2 separate regions of the Homo sapiens genome follow, and region 2 is linked to region 1. The links are chromatin loops, found by intact Hi-C in ENCODE. Cell type or tissue: endothelial cell of umbilical vein. All regions are shown on one strand. Region 1 overlaps LOC107986482 (a long non-coding RNA gene). Region 2 has its middle 34 kb from the start of CPEB4.

The links. Hi-C counts contacts between places; a loop is a spot of excess contacts. Peaks named below come from ENCODE experiments on the same cell type or tissue, not always from the same donor. Only the 100,000 strongest peaks of a DNase experiment are listed, where the experiment ranks them.
Region 2: a loop joins it to region 1, with 6 times the contacts of the local background. A loop is called at or near these places in 9 of 110 quality-filtered maps.

What each region holds. Positions count from the first base shown.
Region 1 is chr5:173,779,359-173,784,358 of GRCh38, forward strand. The region is part of intron 1 of LOC107986482 (a long non-coding RNA gene); the gene reads left to right. Among named protein-coding and RNA genes, the nearest start is that of LINC01485, 9.1 kb to the right of the region's middle. RefSeq lists an enhancer at 2,838-2,982 and a cis regulatory region at 2,905-2,915. In endothelial cell of umbilical vein, no CTCF peak of the experiment used is centred here; a DNase peak (open chromatin) is centred at 2,913; H3K27ac peaks cover 2,177 bases.
Region 2 is chr5:173,852,118-173,857,117 of GRCh38, forward strand. No RefSeq gene overlaps it. Among named protein-coding and RNA genes, the nearest start is that of CPEB4, 34 kb to the right of the region's middle. RefSeq lists cis regulatory regions at 1,234-1,774, 3,416-3,985 and an enhancer at 3,569-3,863. In endothelial cell of umbilical vein, no CTCF peak of the experiment used is centred here; a DNase peak (open chromatin) is centred at 2,344; H3K27ac peaks cover 829 bases.

The sequences.
Region 1 (5,000 bases):
CACACTAAACTAGTCCATCTTGCATGCCTTTCTTCATGGCATTGTGTGCCATGCTCAGAAATTATCTTGTGTATTCTTAAGTCCATATATGTATTACCTGTCTTTCCCTAAACAACTTCCCACCCTGAGCTTGTTCCTGTCCATATTCCCAGTACCCAGAATGGTGCTTGGCATACAGCACATCTTCATTACATAGTTAATAAGTGAATGAATTGGATTAATGTACTTGTGAGCTAGGATCATACTATATTTAATGTTTTTATAACTGATTTTTCCCTGCTATGGTGTGACCACCTTGACTTTGAATGGAAGTGTAGCATTCCCTTGTATGGGTGGATCAAAATTTCTTTTCTTTTCTTTTTTTTTTTTTTTTTGAGACTGAATCTCACTCTATCACCCAGGCTGGAGTGCAGTGGCACGATCTCTGCTCACTGCAACCTCTGCCTCCCAGGTTCAAGTGATTCTTGTGCCTCAGCCTCCTGAATAGCTGGGATTATAGGCACACACCATCATGCCAGGCTAATTTTTGTAGAGACGGGGTTTCACCATATTGGCTCGAATTCCTGACCTCAGGTGATCTGCCTGCCTCAGCCTCCAAAAGTGCTGGGATTACAGCCATGAGCCACTGCACCCGGCCTGGATCATAATTTTTAACTAAGCCCCCATTACTGACTAGGTGGGACATTTCTGATTCTTGTGTTTGTAAGTTAATACTACATTCTACAGTGACCATCTTTGTCCATACACACATTTTCTCATCTCTCCATGACCACTTCCCTTGGATTAATTCCTAGCAGTAAAATTGAGGGAACAAAGGGTTACATCGTTTTAATCCTCTTCATATATATTACCATGGTCTGCAGAAAGGTTGTATCATCTCTGAGTTTGCTGTAATGGCCCTTAGCTTGTGGGCTTCTCAGCAGAATGCTCTGAAGACCATGGAAATATCATTGTCTCCTCTTACCCAGGAGAGTAAAGGTTGAGGCCCTCCAGCAAGACAGATCATGCCCACTTACTCTGCAGAAACTTCCTCCCTTTCCAATAACAGGAACAACTCCTAGCTCTGCTGCTCAGGCCCAATGTGTGATACACAGGAATCCCCTAAGCAGTGATGTTCCGAAGTTAGAAGTCACCCCAGCCAGGCTGAAGAGCTTATCATTCAAGAAGCTAATACCAGCCAGCCAGACTGTGCCAGCTCAACCTTCCTCCTTTTGTTCTCCAAAGCACACCTTGCCTTGGTTACCTGACCTTCACTAAGCTCAGCCCATATTTGGCCAAACCATCTGGGCCTCTGCTCAACGTGCCTTTGCTTTGTTACCTGTTCCACATCATTTTTCAAGGTCTAGCTTTACTCCCCACCTAAACTTTCACCTTCTAGAAAGCCCCTTTTCATAGTACAGCTCTCAGGGAGATCTCCCAGCCCAGAACTGCCCATAACTCTGATTACCAGCCTCTCCGTCAGCATTTGCCCATCTAACCACTTTGTGTTGTTTATATACCTTTGTGCATGAGTAACTCTAAATTTTCAACTGAGTGTTTTTCTCTCTCTGGGAGCTCACGCATAGTGTGACAGTCAGAACCTTTGAGATAATCAGGGCTGGGATTGAGCCTCAACTCTGCCACCCACTAGTTCTGTGCATTTGGGCAGCACAGTCAACTCTACTGAGCCTCAGTTGCTCCATCTATAAAATGGGGGTTACTATAGCACGAATTTGAAAAGATTGCTCCAAGAATTCGATGCATGCAAAATACTTAGCATAGTGCCTCCCACAGAATGATTATTAAAAAATCAGCAGCAGGCCGGGAGCGGTGGCTCATGCCTGCAATCCCAGCACTTTGGGAGGCTGAGGCGGGCAGATTGCCTAAGCTCAGGAGTTCGTGATTAGCTTTGGCAACATGGTGAAACATCGTCTCTACTAAAATACAAAAAATTAGCCACCCGAGATGGTGTGCCCCTGTGGTCCCAGCTATTTGGGAGGCTGAGGCAGGAGAATTGCTTGAACCCGAGACGTGGAGCTTGCAGTGAGCCGAGATGGCACCACTGCACTTCAGCCTCGGTGACAGAGTGAAACTCCGTCTTAAAAAACAAAAACAAAAACAAAAAACAGCAACAAAATGGGGATATTCATCCTAATTTTGTTTTTCTAGACCTCTACAAAGGCTGAGCCAGTAATGTGTACAATGTTAAAAGAAATATTTGTGGAATGGAATGAGCGGATGTTGTGTAAACATTCATTGTGCGTGTACGTATTTAGTTCTACTAACCAGAACACTGGGGGACCAGAACCAGTTACCCCAGTGTCTAGAGAGGAGGAAAGAAATCTCTCTCCTTAGCTGAAACCTTAGTAAGAGCTCAGTCCAGAGCTTGCTTGAAAGTAAAGATATGTCATCCAATTTAATCCCCACACCAACCTTACAGAAAGATCTTTTTATATCCTTATGCTAAGAAGACCTACCACTGACTGTGCCAGATCTGTGCAAGATGCTTTTGAAAAATGTAATTCCCTTTAAGCCCTCACACTATCTCAATGAGACAAGAATTATTATTACTGAAGAGGAAATGGGGTCAGAAAGTTTAAGTGAACTGCTCAAGGGCAAATGGGTAGTAAGAGAAGAAAGAAGATGAGTCAGGATTGAACAGAGGCTTACTCTGTTCAAATAAATAAAATTAAATTAAAACGGTTGCCTCTTCACCAACTGATTCCCTGACATTCTCACATGCGTTCAGTTGGTGCTTAATAGGAACTGAATTGAAATCTCATGGTGATCTGTTAGAGACTTGGATCTTCTAATAGATGCTTCAAAGGGAGCAGTTTCTATTTCCGGTGCCCACGGAGATCTCGAGGGAGATTTCTCCCCACCCCTGCTCTGACGTCACGATGTTCTTGTTTTTCTCTGGGCCCTGTGACTCAGCACATGGCTCCAGATGGCTTCCTGCATTTCCAGCCTGTTGGCTGGGGTGCCCAGGCCCTGGTAAAGTAAGCAAACCAAAACTAAGTTGCAACAAAGCATCAACACCTCCCTGCCCCTGCCCTCTGTTATGAAGTCTTTGTAGTCCACTACTCATGATGGCCAGTCCCTCCATTTCTCCCCTCCCTCCTTGCCCTGAGATCCCCACACTTGGCCCCAGCACATCTGATGCCTGAAGATGAGATCCAGGAGTGATCATTCTCCCAGCAACCAGTGAATGGGCAAAGGGGCAGTTCTTTCACCCTTTGATCCTTTATTGACTTTAGGCAATTTACTTTCTCAGCCTCAGTGATCAAATGGGGACGCTAATATTGTCTACTTCTGAGGGTTGTAGAGTTAGGGTTGCCAGATAAAATACAGAAAGTCCAGTTACATTTGAATGTCAGATAAATGATGATTTTTTTCAGTACGCATGTCCCAAATATTGCTCAAATTTAACTGTGTGTCTCATGACTTTATTTGTTAAATCTGGCAACCTTATGTGGAGTGTGGAGTCAGATAACAAACGCAAAAATGCTTTGTCACCTACAGAAAGCTGTACACTTCATGATATCTTTTCCATGAGACGTATGCATGTGTACCCATGACAACCAGCTTTGTCTGGAGCATAGAACAGGTAGTTTCAGGCAGGTAGTGGAGAATGTGTACCACCTGAGTCTATGATTTGAGATCCCTGGGTCTTGTTTGTCAATGGACTGATCTTTGCACATTTCGCTTCTGAGCCCTCAATGCATCCATCTTGAATTCTCTCAAATGCTTGAATGAAAAATATAGGAGCAACAGAAGCCCAAAAGGTTGCCTATTACTGATTGACTGGCATGTGTCATAGGCCAAATCTCCTTTTGATTTTGTGGTTAAAGAAGAAACAAGTAGAATAATTTATAAGTGTAAATCCTTATTTATTACATGCTTTATTATGTAATAAAGAATGTATGTGCACAACATTTAGCTCTAATATGTTCTAAGAGCCCTGCTTAACACAGAAAAACAAAAGGAACCAGCATACCATAAATAGACTACAGTGTTTATTTTTGATTTGGGGTGTCTCCTCCTACTAGAAATCTAAATTCTGAGAGGAAAGATTTTTGCCTGTTTTGTTCCCCAGGACTGAGAACAGTGCCTGGCCCAGGAAGGGTGGATATTTGATCAGTTGAAACCAGTTTAACTAGCTACATTAAAGAAAAATAAATGCAGTGAGGCACAGAGGCTCATGCCTGTTATCTCAGCAATTTGAGAGGCTGAGGTGGGAGTATCGCTTGAGCCAAGGAGTTCAAGACCTGCCTGGGCAACAAAGCAAGACCCTGTCTCTGCAAAAAAATAAAAAAATTAGCCAGATGTGGTGGTGCATGTCTGTGGTCCCAGTTACATGGGAGCCTGGAGCGGGAGGATCCCTTGAGCCCAGGATGTCAAGGCTACAGTTAGCCATGTTCATGCCACTGCACTTCAGCCTGGATGACAGAGCAAGACACTGTCAAAGAAAGAAAGAAAGAAAGAAAGAAAGAAAGAAAGAAAGAAAGAAAGAAAGAAAGAAAGAAAGAAAGAAGGAAGGAAGGAAGGAAGGAAGGAAGGAAGGAAGGAAGGAAGGAAGGAAGGAAGGAAGGAAGGAAAGAAAGAAAAAGAAAGAAAGAAAGAGAGGAAGGAAGGAAGGAAGGAAGAGAGAGAGAAAGGAAAGAAAGGAAAGAAAGAAAGGCAGGCAGGCATGGGAAAGAAACCTTTCTGGAACTAATCCACCTCCCTTTCTTGCTAAGGTATAGTCATAGCCCTAAGTTTTTTAGAGTGATTTACACCACCTCCCAAAGGAGTCTCCACTAACCATGACCCATTCACTCAAGTGTCCAGCGACCCAGGTTGCTTGATATGCCTTTCCCCAAACTCCCCAAAGAGCTGCTGCTATGTGTTTTTATTTTTTAACAAATGTGCCATTGGCTCCCAAGGCAGTAATGAGTGCCGAGTACTGAGTATTTGGATTCCATCACTGGCTGGCATCACCAACAAAAGAAGTTCAGGCCCCTGCAGGGACTCCTTGGAGA
Region 2 (5,000 bases), 73 kb after region 1:
CCTGCTATTGCCTTTGAAGCTACCGCTGGACAATAGTCTTTCAAAAGGAACTAGGGGTTTGATTTCAATGGGATGAATTTGAATAGAGTTTTGGGAGCGAAACACATATGCTGTCACTGAATTCTCAAAAAGCCTGATTTCCTCCAAGTGTCCTATCAAAAATATAAAGACATTTGAAGATAAAACACACCTTCCTTTTCCTTATCCGAGAAAACCCCAAGTTCTCAGGATAACAGACACGGGACGGCAGAACTCAAGAGAGAGTGGACTTGTGGCAAATGTGGAATCCCAGGCCCGCTGTGTGGCTATCAGCTGCGTGGTCTTGATTGAGTGTGTCAGTCAGGGTCCTGGAGGAAACGCCACTCACTGCAGATGGGTCAGGTGAAGAGACTTTAAGGAACTGACCACATGCTGTGTGCTGTGGCTCCCACCTATCATCCCAGCTACTTGGGAGGCTGAGGTGGGAGGATCACATGAGCCCAGGAGTTCAAGGCTGTGGTGAGCTATGATCGCACCACTGTACTCCAGCCCAGGTGACAGAGCGAAACCCCATCTCTCTACTATAAAATGAAAAAAAAAGAAAAAGAAAAAGAGGGAAGGGACCACACAGGTGCTGGGAGGATGAGGAAATAAACCAGGAATGACGAAGCATGCAAAGAAGAGCAACGAGGAGGAGTTGTTACCCCTTCAGAGCAGAGGGGACAGACGGAGGAAACGGTGGCATTGCCCTCTATCAGGCATCACACTCATGGAGGGACTCAACGACTGGCAGACAGGTGGCACCTAACTAGGTAAGGATGGGGAAGAAAGACTTCGACTTCTCTCTTCTCCTGCTAGTGCCTCAATTGGCTGAACCCAGCAGGAAGCCCAGAGGACAAGGACCCCAGCACAAAGAGATGGCAGAGAGAGCAAATGGAGAAGAACTACTACAGCAAGCCATTCTCCATTCCGAACTAAGTATTTCCCTGGCCAAATGGGAGTAAGAATACTGACTGCTAGGCTTGTGACATGCCTATCACTTGGTCATGAATTATAAGGGACATAGCACAATGCTGGGCAAAGAGGATTGTCCTCGAGAAACACCCAGTGAATAAACAATTAATGGGCTGAGTGGATTTTCTTACGAGGCACACACATCATTCTTTTTTTCTAAAAAAAAAAAAAAAATCTCCAATGATAGACTTGGATAAATTATGCCTCAACTCCATGTCATAAAAGGTACAGAGGGAATTGTACAGCATATTAGAGATAATTAACTCCAAGTAGAATCAGGGCTGCCAGAATTCAGGAAGGACTCTGTGAGTCAATCTCACCCTAAAAAGGCACTGAGGCGCATGTACAGAAAGGAAAATAGAAGCCAATTAATTCAAAACATTTGGTACCTTGTAGCCTCAAGAGGTTTAGATGGAAGCACTTAGCGAGTGTGACTGAAATGGCAAGTACGTCCGGCTGCATGTGATAGATTGGTGGGAGCTGATTCAGCCACCATGCAGAGTACTGAGAAGTTGTGTCCATTTCTAGGAACTGTTGACTCAAAGGCAAAATGCAAGATGGAGCTTCATTAGGGCAGGTGGGTTTTGAAGGAGAGTTGAGACAAAGGTTATTTTTATCTCGGGGCTGTTTTCCAATCTCTCCTCACTTTCAAGGAAGGGAACGGATAGAGCACCTACTGTGTGTTGAGTAGGAGCTAAAAGGCCCCTGCACACCACTTCAGCGAATCCTCACAGCAACCAGGAGAGCGAGAAGAGGAAAGAGGCTCAGGGAAGGCTTAGGGACTTTGAGCCTTGCCCAAAGTCCCATCAAAGCTGGGGGGCCCAAGAGGAATTCAAACTTATGTTGTTTTCACGCTATACCACGTGACCTTTTTTTCCTTTTCTTTTTCTTTTCCTTTTCTTTTTTTTTTTTTAGAAAGGATTTCACTCCGTCACCCAGACTAGAGGGTAGTGCATAATCATAGCTCACTGCAGCCTTGACCTCCTGGGCTCAAACAATCCTCCTGCCTCAGCCTCATTAGTAGGTGGGACTATAGGCACATGCCACCAAGCCAGGGTGACTTTTAATTGTTTTTGTACAGAGCAGGTCTCCTTATTTTGCCCAGGCTGATCTCAAACTCCTGGGCACAAGTGATCCTCCCACCTCTGTCTCCCAAAGTGCTGAGATCACCGGTGTGAGCCACCGCACCCGGCCCAAGTGACTTTTTCCATCCCATCATGTGAGTCAAACCTCTTGGCTCCACTCTCAAGATATGGTCCTAAGAAACTACAGAAACAATTTCACCATACTGGAAGAAACACAAATATCAAACAACAAAGGAAGAACAGAAAGAGGGATCCTGCAGGGAAATCCCAGTTCTGCCTCTGCCTCATAGGTTGCTACCACCAGATTTCGATGGTTCTACCACACACACTTTTTGTTTTCTTTTTCACATTTTAACATCTCAAAAATCAGAGTATATTTTACAATTGATGGCATGTCAGAGTTTAATTGACAGTTGTTATTCTTTCTTGATGGCACATTACACAATGGTGAGCCTTATCATGTACTGTTGGCACATTTATGAAATATATTATTATCAGCTTCATTTTTCACAGATGAGTAATGCAGCCTGTTCACAAGCAAATCAGTGGTCCCCTGCCCACTTCCCTGACCTCACCTCCGCCTAGGATGCCTGATTCTTTCTTTCTTTCTTTCTTTCTTTCTTTCTTTCTTTCTTTCTTTCTTTCTTTCTTTCCTTCCTTCCTTCCTTCCTTCCTTCCTTCCTTCCTTCCTTCCTTCCTTCCTTCCTTCTTTCTTTCTTTCTTTCTTTCTTTCTTTCTTTCTTTCTTTCTTTCTTTCTTTCTTTCTTTCTTTCTTTCTTCTTTCTTCCTCTCCTTTTTCTTTTTTTTTTTAGTCTCGCTGTTGTCCAGGCTCTGGGCTCACTGCAGCCTCCATCTCCTGGGTTCAAGAGATTCTCCCGCCTCAGCCTCCTGAGTAGCTGGGATTACACTCACCCGCCATCATGCCCAGCTATTTTTTGTATTTTTGTAGAGACGGGGTTTCGCCATGTTGGCCAGGCTGGTCCTGAACTCCTGACCTCAGGTGATCTGCCTGCCTAGGCCTCCCAAAGTGCTGGGATTACAGGTGTGAGCTACTGCGACTGGCCGACACCTGATTCTTTCTACATTTGCCCTCTCTTCCTCCCTCTAACCACCATTTTGTTCCTATTTGTACTGGGCCCTGTGGGCTGCCTTGTAAACACTCTTTCCTTTTTCCCTCCTGGCCAACAGGACTCTGATTTGATAGAAGCGTCCATTGATCCAGATAGGTTATCTTACCCCATATCAATTAGATACCCAATGTAATCATGGAAAATACCATTTCTCTCACTTGTGTAGTTCGGGCTGGGCTTGTGAGTCACTTGTGGTCTAAGGAAAAGTGTACTGGGGACTCCTGGGGAAAGCTTCTTCTCTTTTAGAAGATACAGAAGTTTTCTTTGTTTCGCTAGACAGTTGTGTCTGGATGTGCCTGGCACTACAGGCACCATGAAGGGACCCAGCCTTGGGATGGGCAGAGACACAGAAGGAAACCAGGCCCTGATGATGTGGTGCAGCAGTGCTGTGTTCCCCATTTTCCACCTTTTACTTGAGAACTCCCAGCTCAGTGAGATAAAAATGTGCTTATCGTAGAAGCCACCTTGAGTCGGGGTTTTCTGTGACTTGCAGCTGAAGGCCTCCTCATTTACGGGCAGCCTCAGGGCTTTCCTCTCACTGTTTTTCTGCTTGACCCTCTCCCCCTGGCTGGCTCCGCCTCATTCTTCAGGCCCAACTCAGAGGTCACTCCTGTCACCTCCCTGTTGGATGTGCTCCCGCCAGTCACTCCATCTCGTTCTGTTCTGTTTCCCGCAGAGCCCTTGGGATTCATTAAACTCGTCTGGTTTAAGGACAGCACTTGATTCCCCCACACCAGAACATAAGCCCCAAGACAGCAGGGACATGCCTGTCTTATTCACTCCAGGACTCCAGGACTTAGCTCAGTGCCTGCCATATAGTAGACACTCAATAAATCATCTCTGAGTGATCAAGATGTAGAGAGCTGGCATTTTAAACCCAAGCATTTTACATCTTGCTAGATGCCACCTTTCAGAACTCTTTACCTCCCTGTTTTAGGATTCAGGCTCCTTGTTTCCCTAGCTAGGCCCTGCTCCTTAGCTCACAGATGCCATTTCCCCCTAAGCATCAGCATTCTCTCTTTGCAGGTGAACTCTTAAAAAGGAGACAATCCTCCTGCCTCAGCCTCATGAGTAGCTGGGACTACAGGCACATACCACCAAACCAGGGTGACTTTTAATTGTTTTTGTACAGAGCAGGTCTCCTTATTTTGCCCAGGCTGATCTCAAACTCCTGGGCACAAGTGATCCTCCCACCTCTGTCTCCCAAAGTGGGAGCTGCCTGCCCTGCATTCCATTGCTCAGCTCAGGATTGAATTGATGGCTGTGTTCTCCAGGCCAAAATCCTGGGCACAGAATTGGGATGGCCTTATCATCCCTCTGCTCCACCTTCTTGCTTTCTCTGCCAGTAGCCCCTACCTAATCTGCTGCGGGATTGGGGGTGGGGGGCAGTAGTTATGATGGTGATGGCACCATGGATCCCAAGAATTCCTCAGAAATTAGAAATTTAGGCTCAGACAGGGAAAGTGATCTGGTCATAGGCAGTAGTTGGAAGACACGGGAAGAGAACCCAGCTTTCCTCTCTCTCCCGGTTCCAGGATCTTTCCAGTAACCTGTTACTTCTTTTTAGATAGAGACATAGTAAACTGAAAGTTGTCGTTACTTCCAAGGTGAACTAGAGCATCTCCCTATGTTGCCCAGGCTCATCTCGAACTCCTGGGCTCAGTCCATCCTCCCGCCTCTGCTTCCCAAAGTGTTGGGATTACAGGCATGAGCCACCACGTCCAGCCCGTATGATTTCTCCAATCCCTTCATGTGAGTCAAACCTGTCAGCTGTTTCAATTCTGTGAGCCTC